2 separate regions of the Homo sapiens genome follow, and region 2 is linked to region 1. The links are chromatin loops, found by intact Hi-C in ENCODE. Cell type or tissue: psoas muscle. All regions are shown on one strand. Each heading gives the region's core, and the rest is flanking DNA. Links, peaks and the distances in the headings are about the cores only.

Region 1 (8,284 bases), core at 1,823-6,822:
AGTATTCACAGAAGAGATAGGAATCTCTCTCTCAAGTATTATTCATTTAATAAGATAGGCAATTTGGTTTTCCCTGGCAAGTTGCCTAGGTTTTAGAAAAAAACATATTAGGAGAAGGGAGGGGTTACTGCTAAAGCTGATATATTGAAAGTGATACTCGTAGCAAGGGAGGAGGGAGAGAAATCGTCTTTTAAAATCTCAGCAAACTGGGCTGTTTGGTATAGAGGTAAACAGTCTTTAAGGGCCCCCGTAGCAAAAAATGATTATAAAAAGCAACTTTCAAAAGTTGGGGTAAAGTTTGGGGAGGGTTGTGGGAAGAGGGATAGAAAAGTTTTGAAATCAGATATAACTAGATACATATTTTGGCTAAATATATCTTATTTTGGACAAGTTAATCTTTCTAAGCCTTAGTGTCTTTATTTGTAGAATGGAGATAACAATGCCTAGTTCATAGGTTCAAGTAAGTTAAGTATTATATATCAGACACATAGTAGGTGAACAATAAATGTGACTTCTTCTCATCCTTTCCATTATTTACCATGAGAAATAACAATCGTAATGATGATCTTGAGTTTGCAAGCAAGACTATATTATATCCAGTGTACCATGTATTGGGAATGTAGAAAAATTTTGATGAGATTTATGTTAAAAGATGGCTAAAATAAAATGCTTATTTTCTAAAATGGTAAACTTTATCTAGAACATTTGCTTTCACAAAGAAGACATTACTACTCTATCACTATAGTATAGATGAATCCAAGATTGTCAGCTTTGCAGTTCCAACATATAACTCTCATCTCTAACTTATTAGTAGGCAAGTTGTTTTGTCACCATTCCATGATTCCCTGAGTTTTAAATTTTTTCCAGCTGCTGTGAAGCTGACGTGGGCCACATACTGAACAGTGGGATAAATTCTCTCTGCTTTGTAGGAGCTGTGAAACTTCTGGCTGACTCGAGATATGAATGTAGAGGAGGACTGCTCTGTTCTGGCCATTGCTATCAGGGCGGCTTCCAGGAAGACTGGTGGGAGGTTCCTAGTGTGCCCCAGGGGATCCTCTTTGAGACCTGGGCCTGAGGTCCTAGAGAAGTTCTCAAATCTTATGCATTTCTGGACACAACCTTGCTTGGGTTGATCTGGTGAGGAGGCCGTGTCTGATCAGATCCTTGTTTCTAGAACTCTCCCCTCCCTTGCTTCTGTGTCACTATTGCTGCCCTTGTTTCCCTGCAAGCCCTCTGGTCTTCCCTCTCACTCCATTCCCCCTTTCCTACATTCTACGTATTTTTCCTGGTTCTCTCTTTTCTCATTTACTGATACTGTCAACTACTAATATGTGTGACCATTCACAGCTCTGTATTTCTACACTTCAACTCCTCTCCTGCCTGCAGTTTTCACCTATGCATCTGCCTGTGGCATGTTTCTAACTGCATGTTTCCCAAGCTCCTCTAACACAGCATCTTTTTCATTTTTCCCTCCTCCCACCCAAACCTGTTCTTCTTTCTGTATTTCCTCTTTTTACCAGAGAAAGTACCTCTACTTACCAGTCATGTAATCCTGAACCTGAGAATCATCCCTATCTCTCACTATTTCCACTCGATATTACTACTAATTCAATATTACTACGAATCCAATATTACTAATAACTCAGTTGCTATTTCTGTTAGTCTTACTAAGCCAGAATTCTTAATAATAGTGCCAGAAGTCACTGACTGCAGGGTCCTGTTCTTAATTTCTCTAAACTGCCTGTCAGTCCTCAGGTCCTGCTGATTCTACCTGGTTATTATGTTTTAGATCTTCCTCCTTAATTGTTTTCCTGTCATTTCTATCCCACACTTACTGCTTTAATTCTGTCTTCTAAATGGTCTCTCTACTCCGGTCTTGCCCTCTTTCAATCCTCCCCACACTGCAGCATGATCCAAACACCTCTGAGATTGACCACAGACTGAGTAGCCTTCTGTGTTAGGCTACTCCTTTGCACAACCACAAAGCAAATGTCTTGGGTAATGCTTCACTCATCTTCTCGTTTATCTTAGAACCTGAATGTGATAAAAAGTTAATTCATTTTAAGCTACTGAAACAATAGTTCATCGGTGTTCTCTCAGTGCTTCACCTCAGTATATTTAATATTCACAGAGGGTTCATTCCAGCTTTCCTCAGCACCTTGCTGAGTTCCTCCTAGCTACACTCTCATTGACAGAGGTGAGTGCTGTGGGGCAAGGGAATTAGATGAAAAATGGTCTTCTAATCTCTGTCGACATAGGGATTGAGATGCTGCATTAACATGGGATGTAGGACTCAGCGGAGAGTCGTGGGAGAGCTTTGGAGAAGCTAGTGCTAAGTACAAATAGACTGATTTTCAAGTAGAGACTAATGCTATACACTAGAATTCTCCCTGTGGAGCTCTTGTGGTTAATTAAGAACAAGTGAAGGGTCGTAAGATCCTCTGCATCCAACAATAATCTATGCTGGTTGGCAAATTGAGTCAAACAGCAGGCTCTGTTCTTTGAAAAAAAAATTAGATAAATAAGAGAGTGTGTTAGTTATTAACTTGCTACAATGTGGAATGACTTTTAGTGAGATATAAAAATCCACTAAGTGTTACAAATTATTTATGGAACACATTGAATTTTTTCCCTCTTTTTTAAAAAAATAATTTTAAGTTCTGGGGTACATGTTCAGGATGTGCAGTTTTGTTATATAGGTAAATGTGTGCCATGGTGATTTGCTGCACCTGTCAACCCATCACCCAGGTATTAAGCCCAGTATGCATTAGCTATTTTTCCTGATGCTCTCCCTCCTGCTGACTCTCCAACAGGTCCCAGTGTGTGTTCTTCCCCTTCCTGTGTCTATATGTTCATTGTTCAGCTACCATTTATAAGTGAGAACATGCGGTATTTGGTTTTCTGTTCCTGCATTAGTTTGCTGAGAATAATGATTTCCAGTTCCATCCATGACCCTGCAAAGGACATGATCTTGTTCCTTTTTATGGCTGCATAGTATTCCATGGTATATATGTACCACATTTTCTTTATCCAGTCTATCATTGATGGGCATTTGGGTGGATTCCACATCTTTGCTACTGTGAATTGTGTTGCAGTGAATGTACGTGTGCATGTATCTTTATAACAGAATTATTTATATTCCTTTGGGTATATACCTGTAACGGAATTATGGGACCAAAAGGTATTTCTGGTTCTAGGTATTTGGGGAATCATCACACTCGGTTTCACAATGATTGAACTAATTTACATTCCCACCAGTGTGAAAGCATTCCTGTCTCTCTGCAGCTTCACCAGCATCTGCTGTTTCTTGACTTTTTAATAATTGCCATGATGACTCGCATGACATGAGATGGTATCTCATTGTGGGTTTGATGTGCATTTCTCAAATGATCAGTATGTTGTTTTTTTCATATGTTTCTTGGCCGCATAAATGTCTTTTAAGAAATGTCTGTTCATGTCCTTTGCCCAGTTTTTAATGTTTTTTTTTTTCTTGTAAATTTGTTTAAGGTGCTTGTAGATTCTGGATATTAGACCTTTGTCAGATTTTCTCCCACTCTATAAGTTGTCTGTTCACTCCAATGATAGTTTCTTTTGCTGTGCAGAAGCTCTTAGTTTTTTATTTTTTTATTTTTTATTATACTTTAAGTTTTAGGGTACATGTGCACAACATGCAGGTTTGTTACATATGTATACATGTGCCATGTTGGTGTGCTGCACCCATTAACTCGTCATTTACATTAGGTATATTTCCTAATGCTATCCCTCCCCCCTCCCCCCACCCCACAACAGGCCCCGGTGTGTGATGTTCCCCTTCCTGTGTCCAAGTGTTCTCATTGTTCAATTCCCTCCTATGAGTGAGAACATGCAGTGTTTGGCTTTTTGTCCTTGCGATAGTTTGCTGAGAATGTTGGTTTCCAGCTTCATCCATGTCCCTACAAAGGACGTGAACTCATCCTTTTTTATGGCTGCATAGCATTCCATGGTGTATATGTGCCACATTTTCTTAATCCAGTCTATCATTGTTGGACATTTGGGTTGGTTCCAAGTCTTTGCTATAGTGAATAGTGCTGCAATAAACATACGTGTGCATGTGTCTTTATAGCAGCATGATTTATAATCCTTTGGGTATATACCCAGTAATGGATGGCTGGGTCAAATGGTATTTCTAGTTCTAGATCCCTGAGGAATCGCCACACTGTCTTCCACAATGGTTGAACTAGTTTACAGTCCCACCAACAGTGTAAAAGTGTTCCTATTTCTCCACATCCTCTCCAGCACCTGTTGTTTCCTGACTTTTTAATGATCGCCATTCTAACTGGTGTGAGATGGTATCTCATTGTGGTTTTGATTTGCATTTCTCTGATGGCCAATGATGATTAGCATTTTTTCATGTGTCTTTTGGAGAAGCTCTTAGTTTAATTAGATTCCATTTGCAAATTTTTGCTTTTATTGCAATTGCTTTTGAAATTTTCATCATGAAATCTTTGCCCATGTTTATGTCCTGAATGGTATTGCCTAGATTTTCTTCCAGGCTTTTTATAGTTTTGGGTTTTACTGTAAGTCTTTAATCCATCTTGAGTTAATTTTTGTGTAAGGAACTGGTCTAGTTGCATTTTTCTGCATATAGCTAGCCAGTTCTCCCTGCCACCATTTATTAAATGGGGAATACTTTCCCCATCGCTTGTTTTTGTCAGATTTGTTGAAGATCAGATGGTTGTAGATATGCAGTCTTCTGAGTTCTCTATTCTGTTCCATTGGTACATGTGTCTGTTTTTGTACCAGTACTATGCTGTTTTGGTTACTGTAGCCTTGTAGTATAGTTTGAAGTCAGGTAGCATGATGCCTAGAGCTTTGTTATTTTTGCTTAGTATTGTCTTGGCTATACAAGCTTTTTTTTTGGTTCCAGATAAATTTTTAAATAGTTTTCTCTAAATCTGTAAAAAATGTCAGTGGTAGTTTAATGGGGATAGTATTGAATCTATAAATTACTTTGGGCAGTATGGCCATTTTCACGATATTGATTATTGATTCTTCCTGTCCATGACCATGGCATGCTTTTTCATTTGTGTCCTCTTTGATTTCCTTGAGCAGTGGTTTGTAGTTCTCCTTGAAGAGGTCCTTCAAGTCCCTTGTTAGCTATATTCCTAGGTATTTTATTCTCTTTGTAGCAATTGTGAAGGGGAGTTCGTTCATGATTTGGCTCTCTGCTTGTCTGTTGTTGATGTATAGAAATGCTTGTGATCCTTTGCACATTGATTTATTTTGTATCCTGAGACTCTGCTGAAGTTGCTTATCAGCTTAAGAAGCTTTTGGGCTGGAACAATGGGGTTTTTAAATATAGGATCATGTCATCTGCAAACAGAGATAGTTTGACTTTCTCTCTTCCTATTTGAATATCCTTTATTTCTTTCTCTTACCTGATTGCCCTGGCCAGAACTTCCAATACTATGTTGAACAAGAGTGGTGGGAGAGGGCATCCTTGTCTTGTGCTGGTTTTCAAGGGGAATGCTTCAGCTTTTGCCCATTCAGTATGATATTGGCCGTGGGTCTGTCATTAATGGCTCTTACTATTTTGAGGTATGTTCCTTAAATACTTAGTTTATTGATAGTTTTTTAACATGAAGGGATGTTGAATTTTATCGAAGGCCTTTTCTGCATCTATTGAGATAATCATGTGGTTTTTGTCTTTAGTTATATTTATGTGATGAATTACATTTATTGATTTGCATATGTTGAATCAACCTTGCATCCTAGGGATGAAGCCGACTTGATCGTGGTGGATAAGTTTTTGATTTGCTGCTGGATTCAGTTTGCTAGTATTTTATTGAAGATTTTTGCATTGATGTTGATCAGGGATATTGCCCTGAAGTTTTCTTGTTTTATCTCTGCCAGGTTTTGGTATCAGGATGATGTTCACTTCAAAAAATAAGTTAGAGAGGAGTCCATCCTTTTTAATTGTTTGGAATAGTTTCAGTAGGAATGGTTCCATCTAGTTGTACCTTTGGTAGAATTCAGCTGTAAATCCATCTTGTGTTAGGCATTTTTTGGTTGGTAGGCTATTTATTACTGCCTCAATTTCAGAGCTTTTTATTTGTCTATTCAGGGACTCAACTTCTTTCTGGTTAAGCTTTGGGTGGGTGTATGTGCCCAAGAATTAATGCATTTCTTCTAGATTTTCTAGTTTATGTGCATAGTGGTGTTTATAGTATTCTCTGATGGTTGTTTGTATTTCTGTGGGGTCATTGATGATATCCCCTTTATAACTTTTTATTGTGTCTATTTGATTCTTCTCTCTTTTCTTCATTAGTCTAGCTAGTGGTGTATCTATTTTTTAAATTTTTTCAAAAAAATAGTTCCTGGATTTATTAATTTTTTTGAAGGGATTTTCAGGTCTGTATCTACTTCATTTCAGCTCTGATCTTGGTTATTTCTTGTCTTCTGCTAGCTTTGGGATGTTTGCTCTTGGTCCTCTAGTTCTTTCAGTTGTGATGTTAGAATGTCAATTTGAGATCTTTCTAGCTTTTTTTGTGGGCATTTATTGCTATCAATTTCCCTCTTAACACTGCTTTATCTGCGTTCCAGAGATTTTGGTACATTGTCTCTTTGTTCTTATTTGTTTCAAATAACTTCTTCATTTCTGCATTAATTTCATTATTTACCCAAAAGTCATTCAGGAGCAGGTTGTTCAATTTCCATGTAGTTGTGTGGTTTTGAGTGAGTTTCTTAGCCTTGAGTTCTAATTTAATTGCACTGTGTCTGAGAGACTGTTATGATTTCAGTTCTTTTGCATTTGCTGAGGAGTATTTTACTTCCAATTATGTGATCTTATGTGATTGATTTTGGATAAGTGACTGCCATGTGACACTGAGAAGACTATATATTCTGTTGTTTTTGGGTGGAAAGTTCTGTAGATATTTATCAGGTCCACTTGATCCAGAGAAGAGTTCAAGTCTTGAATATCTTTGTTAATTTTCTGTCTCTAAAGATCTGTCTAATACTGACAGTGAGGTATTAAAGTCTCCCATTGTTATTGTGTGGGGTCTAAGTCTCTTTGTATGTCTCTAAGAACTAGCTTTATGAAGCTGGGTGCTCCTGTATTGGGTTAATATATATTTAGAATAGTTAGCTCTTCTTCTTGAACCCTTTACCATTATGTAATGCCCTTCTTTGTCTTTTTTGATCTTTGTTGATTTAAAGTCTATTTTGTCAGAATCTAGGATTACAAGCCCTGGTTTTTTCTGTTTTCCATTTGCTTGGTAAATTTTCCTCCATCCCTTTATTTTGAGCCTATGTGTGTCTTTGCATGTGAGATGGGTCTCTTGAATACATCACACTGATGGGTCTTGACTCTATCCAGCTTGACATTCTGTGTCTTTTAATTGGGGCATTTAGCCCATTTACATTTAAGGTTAGTATTGTTATGTGTGAATTTGATCCTGTAATCATGATGCTAGCTGGTTATTTTGCAGACTTGTTTATGTGGTTGCTTCAGAGTGTCACTGGTCCGTGCACTTTAGTGTGTTTTTGTAGTGGCTGGTAGCAGTTTTTCCTTTCCATATTTAGTGCTTCCTTCAAAAGCTCTTGCAAGGCAGGCCTGGTGGTGATGAATTCTCTCAGCATTTGCTTGTCTGAAAAGGATTTTATTTCTCCTTCACTTATGAAGTTTAGCTTGGCTGGATATGAAAATCTGGGTTAGAAATTCTTTCATGTAAGAATGTTGAATATTGACCCCTCCAATCTCTTCTGGCTTGTAAGGTTTCCACTGAGAGGTCCACTGTTAGTCTGATGGGCTTCCCTTTGTAGGTGACCTGGCCTTTCTCTCTGGCGCCCTTAAGATTTTTTCTTTATTTTGACTTTTCAGAATATGATAATTATGTGTGTTGGGGATAATCTTCTCATGGAGTATCTCACTGGGGTTCTCTGGATTTCCTGAATTTGAACATTTGCCCTCTTGCTAGGTTGGGGATATTCTTCTGGATGATATCTCAAAGTATGTTTTCTAACTTGGTTTTCTAACTTGGTTCTCGTCTCTTTCAGGTACCCCAATCAGTCGTAGGTTTGGTCTCTTTACATAATCACCTATTTCTCAGAGGTTTTGTTCATGCCTTTTCATTCTGTTTTTCTCTAATCTTGTCTATCTGACTTATTTCAGCAATATAGTCTTTAAGCTTTGAGATTCTTTCCTTTTCTTGGTCTATTTGGCTATTGATACTTGTGGTTGCATTGTGAAGTTCTTGTGTTGTGTTTTTCAGCTCCATCAGGTCATTTATGGTACTCTCTAAAC
Region 2 (8,284 bases), core at 1,747-6,746, 870 kb after region 1:
AACAGATCTCCTTTTTGTTTGTTTCAGGACCATTCTATATGCTTTCTTGGCCCTTAACATCATATCAAATGGCTGGATCCTTCTCATCTCTAAGATCTCAGCCGTGCTTCTCCCAAGAAAAGCTCCTTTTATCTCTTTATCTAAATCAGCCCCTCTCCATGTTGTTCTTCATCACCATGCACTATGTTTTCTCCATGAGAACAACTATGATTTAGAATGATTTATTTGTTTACTCACACAGTGTCTGCCCCCTAACTGTAATTTCAGTGCCTTGAGGGTGGAAAGATGTCTATTTTTCACTATTGCATGCCTGGTGCCTAGAAGTAAACCTGGAATCTCGGAACTGAGTTTCTTAGGAATATTTCTCATACAGCATTCTTCCTTTCCTTCAGAGCACTTATCTCAATTTGTGGTTATTCAATCCTTAGTGTGATCATTTGAATAATGACTGTCTGTCTCCTTTACAAACCTAAAATCTCCATAAGAACAGGAACCATGTTTGATTTTGGCCACTAAAGCCTAGCACAGGGTCTGACATAATAAATATGCAATGCATACTTGTTGGATTTTATTGACCAAAAAGTAGCTTTGGCTTATTGTGATGATTGATTTTGGGTATCAATTTGACTGAATTAGGGGATATCCAGATAGCTGGTAATACATTATTTATTCTCAATAATTGCATTAATTATTCTCAATGTTTTAGTAGGCTCTGAGCCCATCCTTCTTTTGCTAAAAACGAAGCCCAAGTGGTTTGGCATTTGATTAGAATGAGTGGGCTGCCTCAGATGTGTCTGTGAGGGTGTTTCTGGAGGAGATTTGCATGTGAGTCAGTGGACTGAGTGGGGGAAGATCTGCCCTCAATGTGGGCAGGTACCTTCCAATTGGCTGGGGATGCAGATTGAATAAAAAGGTAGAGGAAGGGCAAATTCTTGCTGTCTCTCTTTCAGAGCTGGGATGCCCTTCTTCCCCTGCCCTTGGACATCAGAACTCCAGGTTCTTCAGTTTTTGGACTCCAGGACTTGCATCAGCAGTTTCTTTACCCCCTGCTACCTCTCACCCTTTGCTTCCCGCTCTTAGGCCTTTGGACTTGGACTGAGCCCCCTACCAACTTCATTGGTTCTCCAGCTTATAGTCAGACTATTATGAGACTTCTCAGCCTCTATAATCCAGTGAACCAATTCTCCTGATAAATTCCTTCACATTTGTCTCTATATGCTATCAGTCCTGTCTCTCTGGAGTACCCTGACCAATATATTTATATAAAACGAAATTCTTATCAGATCAACAATCTTAGATTAAATGCAATGATTTTAACCTGACCTGATCATTTTACATGTGTAATTGTACTTGTATTTTTCTATTTACCTCAAAAGTGTGGTATTTCATCTGGTCCTCATTACCTTTAATCTCAAAATAATACTTTTTAAAAATTTTACTTATAAAATCCCTAAATATAAGAAAGTTTTCAGAAAAATATCCTGACAACTGCTCTATTTTCATAAAACCATAGCAAGAAACCTCTGCTGAACAATTAACATTACTCAAGCCTAGAGAGTTGTATGACTGATAATTACGGTTACTTGTCCTGCTTATACAGAAAATATCAACTAAAGTATTATGGTTAGTCTCTATGAGTTTCATTTTGAAGTATAGAGCATTTTTGAAGAGCTGTCTCCTTTCATGAAAATAAAAGGAAGTTGGGTATTTTATTTATCCTTCAATTCTGGTACCTTATTAGGGAGGTGGTATCAGTACCAAATACTGTGGACTATGCTTTAGAATGTGATAATTATTAAAAATTGAATTTTTCAATGTTATGATCAAGTAGTTCAGGGGAGGATTGAAAACCATATGTTGACCTAAGGTCCCATGGAAAATGCCACTTCTCGTATTCCAAGGGACTTAGAGTTTGAAGTTGCAATCCAACATCAGCTACACACTTCACTTTATTTTACAGAGATAAAACATCAGAGCTTCTTTTGCCATACATATCTACTGACTTCTGTATATTATCATTATTTTAAGTCCATACTTGTGAATGACTGTGCCATAGGTAAGATTATGTTTTAACATTTTTGTAGCACTTCTGGTCATAGAACTCTGCTAAAATGTGAACTGTGAAAGGATTCTTGAAAAATTGGTGACATTTGCATAGGGAACAGAAAGGAACAAAAGGCCCTTGGAGGTGGCAATGAGCATAATATATTTCAGGTTAGTAAGAAGAATGACCCACATTGTTCAGAAGAAATTTGTGGGGAGGAAGGAGAAATTGGCTGGTTATGTAGAGAAATTAGCAAAGACTTTGAAAGCCCTCAGAATTGTTCAAACTTGACCCAGTGGGAGATAGGGTGCCACTGAGGATGACTGAGCAGGTAAGAAAGTGCTCTGAAGTCATCCAGGGCCTTCTTATATAATTCATGTTACAAGATTTTGCTTTGAAAAAAGGCAGAGTTATGAATCTGATAAACACCATTGGGAAAGCAATGCTTATTAAAAGAGATATTTGTATTCAAAGTTAGCACATAATAGACATTACATATGAGCTTCCAACCCTCCTCACTAAGGCTTTGAGACTTTGTGTTAGTCAGATTTGTTCTCGCACATGGTCATTTTTTCAAAAGTGGAACAGCTCTAACATAATACTTGGCATTTTTCCATCTCACAAAAGCTCTTGGTAAGACAGAATATCCAGACATGAATGTCATTATCAAATTCCTGGAGGCAATATTGCTAAGAAAGATGTACTTTGTACAACTTTTAACTTTAAACCAACAAATGACTGACAATTCTGTATCCAACACATTTTAATAAAAAAGTTGAATACTTGATGAAATACATGCATAATTCACAGTTAGATATCCAACTGTGGTTAAAGTGTTTTGGGGAATCATTAAGGCAAATCCAATTTTCAATTGTAAATGACCACCTACCAAAGCCTCTGTCCCAAATCTAGCATGTAGAATCTTCACCCTCGACAGAAGTGAAGAAACAATCCTGAAAAAATAGTGTGATGTGAAAATCTCAGACATTTTTGGGAACTGATATCCATCCAGACTGAAGCTTTAAAGCTCTTCAACTGTATTCCCAGCTTGCCTAGAAATGAGAGTGCAGCCTTGGACTCACTGGTGTTTCCTAGGCAGATAGTAACCTGACTGAGACTTATAGGTCCAGGAGTGGACAGGCAAAGGCTCTTTAAGGACTAACATGATTGCCACGGGGGTGGGGGTGGGGGTGGGGGGGTCAGTAAACAAAGGTAAGAAATCTCAACTTAGAATCCCACCCAACTGTTCTCTTCTCTGTCCATCTCAACTACTTAAAGTTATTGTTAATTTTTTTTCCTATAATATCCAAAGAATAAGAAGTCCTCCTGCGCTCAGGATTATCTACTCACTATAGACATTCACACACAGTTTGGGGGAAGATGGCTTGTTAAGATAGCTTTTCTAGGGAAGTGAGAGTCAGAGGAATCTGTAGTTTTTAAGCCCACTTTTCAGCGTCCCCTCCCCTCATGAGACTCAGCAACAAGGCCTGGTTCTAATATTGCCAACATTTGTGGGTCCTAACTTCTCTCTCTGAAGTCCTGAGGGTGTCTGACTTCTGCTTCCCTGCTTTCAGATTGGTTGCACTTGCTGAGGATCATAGTCCTTAGACTATAGGATGACTTAGACTATGGGATGGCACCTTTTTGGATACCAGCTTAATCCTCCAATTCTAGAAATGCTACTTTTCCAATTTTCCAACAATGAGACTGATAAAGTTAGCCACTGCTATGTGTCAAATGGCTTAGTGGCATCACCATTAAAATAAAGCTGCACCATAAACTATGCTAATGCTTTGGCTCATACCCAGTGGCATATGTCTACTCTCAAATTACCTATCTAATCCACAAACACTAATTGACCATCTACTATATGCCATTAAGGCAGGTAAATTCATGTTACACCATAGGCCTAGTGCTTAGGGCTTGAACTCTTCAAAGGCCATTGACAATTTAAGAACTGAAAGAAAATACCATCGGTTCCAAATTATGAAAAGAAAATAAGCCTAAAAGGTAAAAGTAATCAGTGTCTAAGTGTCTACAACTTTTAATGTTGTTTCAACTTCATGAATTGTTAAATTTCATGTCCATTACCATTTTATGACCAATGAAAAAATGTAATTTGGATTATTTTCCTTTGCAAGAATTTCTAAGAGTGCATTATGAAGCTAAGACTATGGAGAAGTCAGAACCAATAATAAAATATTTGGCTCATGGCCAAGTTTCAAAAACCAAAATTACAAATATCTTTAAAATGTTATGGTAAAAATAATCTTTTAATGAGCCATAATCTGGCTACTAAAATTTAATATGCTTCAAATGATATGGAGTGGGACCGCTACAAAATATCTAAGCCCTGCAATGCCCCTAAGGCAGTTCTGTGTGCCATGCTTAGTGCTACAGAACACAAAAGAGAAAAAAACTGTGCCTGCTTTTGAGGAACTTATAGTCAAATGAGAGTCACGAGTACAGAAGCAAACACGTAAGATATAATGGGGCAAGTCTGAAGATGCATAATCTGTCCACCCAAAAATAAATACTGTTAAACCATAATTTTGTAAGAGGTATGACTTACTTAGTTTGCCCATTGTTTTAGTCAGAGAAACAAAGTCAGTATTGTATACACATATGCACACACACACACACACACACACACACACACACATACGAGAGAGAGAGAGAGAGAGAGAGAGAGAGAGGAAAGAGATTTATCATGAGGAACTGTCTCATACAATTCTGGAGGCTGAGAAGTCTCACACTCTGCTGTCAGCAAGCTGCAGACTCACCAAACCTGGTGGTGTCATTCAGTCTGACTAAGAAGGCCTGAGAACCTGAGGTGCTGATGTCCAAGGGCAGGAGGAGAAGACATGAGATGAGATGAGATGTCTTATCTCACGCAGTGATGTAGAAGAAAAAAACCCAAATTCCTCTTTCCTCCACCTTTTGTTCTATTCAGACCCTCAAAGGATTCGGTGATGCTCACCACAGTGAGGAGAGCAATCTCCTTTACCGAGTCCATTGATTCAAATGCCAATCTCATTTGGAAATATCCTCACAGACATATCCCAAAGCCATGTTTAATCTGGGTATTCTGTGGTCCAGTTAAATGGACACAGAAAACTATCCATCACACCCATGCTGATCTCCAGGATTTCTGGAGTCTCTTTGAGGTTATCTCTTACATGATTACTTTCCATGGAATCTCCTAAAGACCAAAAGAGGATTTATTGAGAATGGTGGATTCATAGTTCAACGTGAAATAATGCATACCTTAACTTGAACATAAAACCATATTACCTAAAAAAGTAGATTCTGATATACATTTCCTTTCTCCCTAAGGAACTAATTTTGACTAAGTTTTTTTTTTTTTTTTTTTGCTAACAGAGCTTAGGAGATAGACACACCTTACCTGTATGCATACTGGGGTCCTCTTTTCTCAAGTTTTATTCATTTTTTTATGTCCTATATCATTCTTGCCCCACAATGTTCTGTCAGGAAAATTTCCCTTCTTTATGTCAGGGTCCCTATTTCTATCTAAATATTATTCTAATTCCCTGTCATATTACCCAAGGTTTCCTTCAGTAATAATAAAGTCACAAACCATCTCTTAGTGAACCCTTACCATATGTGGGCCCTGTGCCACACACATCTATTTCATGCAGTTCTGATATCTTCTCAAGGTGATTATTAATATTTCCGTTTTACAGATAAAACAAAAATAGTCTCAAAAAATTGCTAATGGCCACATAGTATATCTTGACCAAGATTCAGACCAAGGATTTTCTGGTGTTATATCCCACCATATTTTTCCTAAAAGATACCCCTTCCTAAATATGTATCACTTACTTCTTATGAAATTGGCCTTCAGTATATTCTATAGGGCGCTGGTGCCATGCAGGACTCTCCAATCATTCATGCTCTACTCAGTGTGTCTGTCTGCTGCATTTTGGCTATGATCAGGGTTCTTTCTGTTTGTGAATTTCTCTGTTAAGCTTTTAACATAGAGAGAGTTAAATAGATCTCCTCTTGGCAAGAATAGTCATTTACTTGCTGGAGTCTCAGCTGGAGACAAATTTTCTCTGACTACACAGTATAAGGGCACTTTCTGTTTAATGCCATAACAGCAGCTCATAAGTCCTATTGTCCCATTATTTCCTTTTCAATACTAAATATATTACTGTTTAATGGAAACGAGCCAATAATACTATGAGCACAAAAGGAAGGGGCAGCAATCCATGTGGTTTCTTTGTTGTGGGGTCCTTACTACCATTTACAGATTATTCTAATTGCTTGCTAATATAATTGCTCAGAGTTTGCTTTCATTTAACAAGTCTTTATCAATTGATTTCTACAGCAGTCTGTTCCCTTTAATGTGCTCTGTAAAATGCCTGCTGCTATTTACTTAGTATTAAGGAGGGAATAGCTTGTTTCTAATCTTCATGCTCTGTCCTATGTCTGTTTTTCCTCTTTCTGTGTAAACAGCAATCTGTTTGCTGTTTACTGCAGCAGTGAAAAGTTATAATTTGTTCCCTTTAGTGGGAAGAGACACTTGCTGATTGGGATCATGATTAAATATAAATCTCTTATATGACAGAAATGTATACAATGTGTTTAGTGATTAAACATTTCTCAGAGGGTGGTCTGGTTTTTCCATCTTGTATTTAAAATCACATGCATTATACAAAGTTGAATATTAAGAAAGAAATTAGTAAATTACTTCTTAACTAATAGGTCAGAAAAGGAAAAGCAATTGGCTAATTTCAATAAAATGAGAAAAAATCTGGAAAAAGTATATACTCTTATTTAAAAAAGTTTTTTTAGAACTCACATGAAATTTAACATGTTGTTTCTATAACAATATTCATCTCAAATCAATAGCTGACTTAATTCTTAAGAGTATCCAATTAAAATCAGATGGAAAACAAAATACTTGTTATTATCACTGCTATCTAATTGTCCTAAGAACACTAATCCTTAAAGCCATAAGATACAAAACCAAAAGAAGAGGTATAATTTTTAGAAAGGAAAATACAAGATTATTATTATTTTCAGATGGTATAATTACTTACAAATATATACAGAAAAAAATGACCAAAAACTGTAAGAATAAGAAACTAAAATAAGATGTACCAATGCCAGATGAATACACAGTTGCCCTTCTGTCCCATCCTATAAGTTATCTACCCAGACAAGCCTTTTTACTGTTACTGTTACATCTTTATGAAAATTGAGCTCTCAGGGGTCTCCTCACCCACCAGTGGTGCTCCTGCTAGTGGTGAACATGTGAAAATGGATCATGTCCTGAGTGTCACTCCACAGAGTGAGCTCATATTCTGAAGTCCCTTCATCAAAGTTGTCGTCCTCATCCTAAAACTTGGAATTTTGGCAGATTGAAGTGAAGATCCTGTTACCACGTTGATGTAGAATGGTGGGTTGATGCATCTGCAAAGTTACAGCCTTTCACTTTGTATTCTAATGAGAAAAGTAGACACGTTTATGGTCCGGTTTTGCATTTGCTCCCACTGACCTTCTGATAATGAACAAATGGAAGCAATATGTCAGGAGGCAAAAGCAGAAGACATAGATCTCAAACTTAGGTGTGTTTGATTTGCCAGCAGAAAATGACTAACCACATGATGTAGAAATATATAAAATACATCCACACCTGGGTCAAAGACAGATACACCAAAAGTATCTAAACATCTGAGATCTTCAACTTTGGAGGATGCAGAAGTTACGAGATGGCTTAGGAGGTTGCTGAAGAAGTTCAGAGATGACTAAAGGAAAACAAACAATCAAAAGAAGATGAGTTTCAAATGAAGAAGAAAGAGCAGGGCAACAGCTTAGCTTCTGCTATAGCCATAGCTCCTTGCTCTAGGGGTTTCCTTCTCTATTGTTGGGTAATATTAAGGAAAATTACTTGTGTGTAGAGACAGCACGCAAAGGACAAAACTTTGTATTGAAGAAGCTGTCATATCTTGAGGTTTAAATGTATCTTAATTATGTTTAAAAGGAATTTAATGATGCTGACATCTCATAGGACTTGCTTTTAAATTAGCCCTCTCTGTACACACATAAACACACACACATGTGTACACCAAACCTTTTAGACAGTTTAAAATGGGCAGTAAATTATTTGGGGTGGGGTTCAGAGTGGGAGGAAAATGGTCTTAATTAAATGACAAGGGGAACTATGAATACTACTACAATAAAGGTTGCAAAGGTAATTTTGACTATTTGTGA

What was found. A loop is a pair of places that touch in the nucleus more often than their neighbours do. Peaks named below come from ENCODE experiments on the same cell type or tissue, not always from the same donor. Only the 100,000 strongest peaks of a DNase experiment are listed, where the experiment ranks them.
Region 2: it touches region 1 in a loop (7-fold over the local background); 73 of 110 quality-filtered maps call a loop at or near these places.

The regions. Positions count from the first base shown.
Region 1 is chr7:112,538,041-112,546,324 of GRCh38, forward strand. No RefSeq gene overlaps it. Among named protein-coding and RNA genes, the nearest start is that of LSMEM1, 61 kb to the left of the region's middle. RefSeq lists a silencer at 3,765-3,952. In psoas muscle, for the core only: no CTCF peak of the experiment used is centred there; no DNase peak of the experiment used is centred there.
Region 2 is chr7:113,408,360-113,416,643 of GRCh38, forward strand. No RefSeq gene overlaps it. Among named protein-coding and RNA genes, the nearest start is that of SMIM30, 290 kb to the left of the region's middle. In psoas muscle, for the core only: no CTCF peak of the experiment used is centred there; no DNase peak of the experiment used is centred there.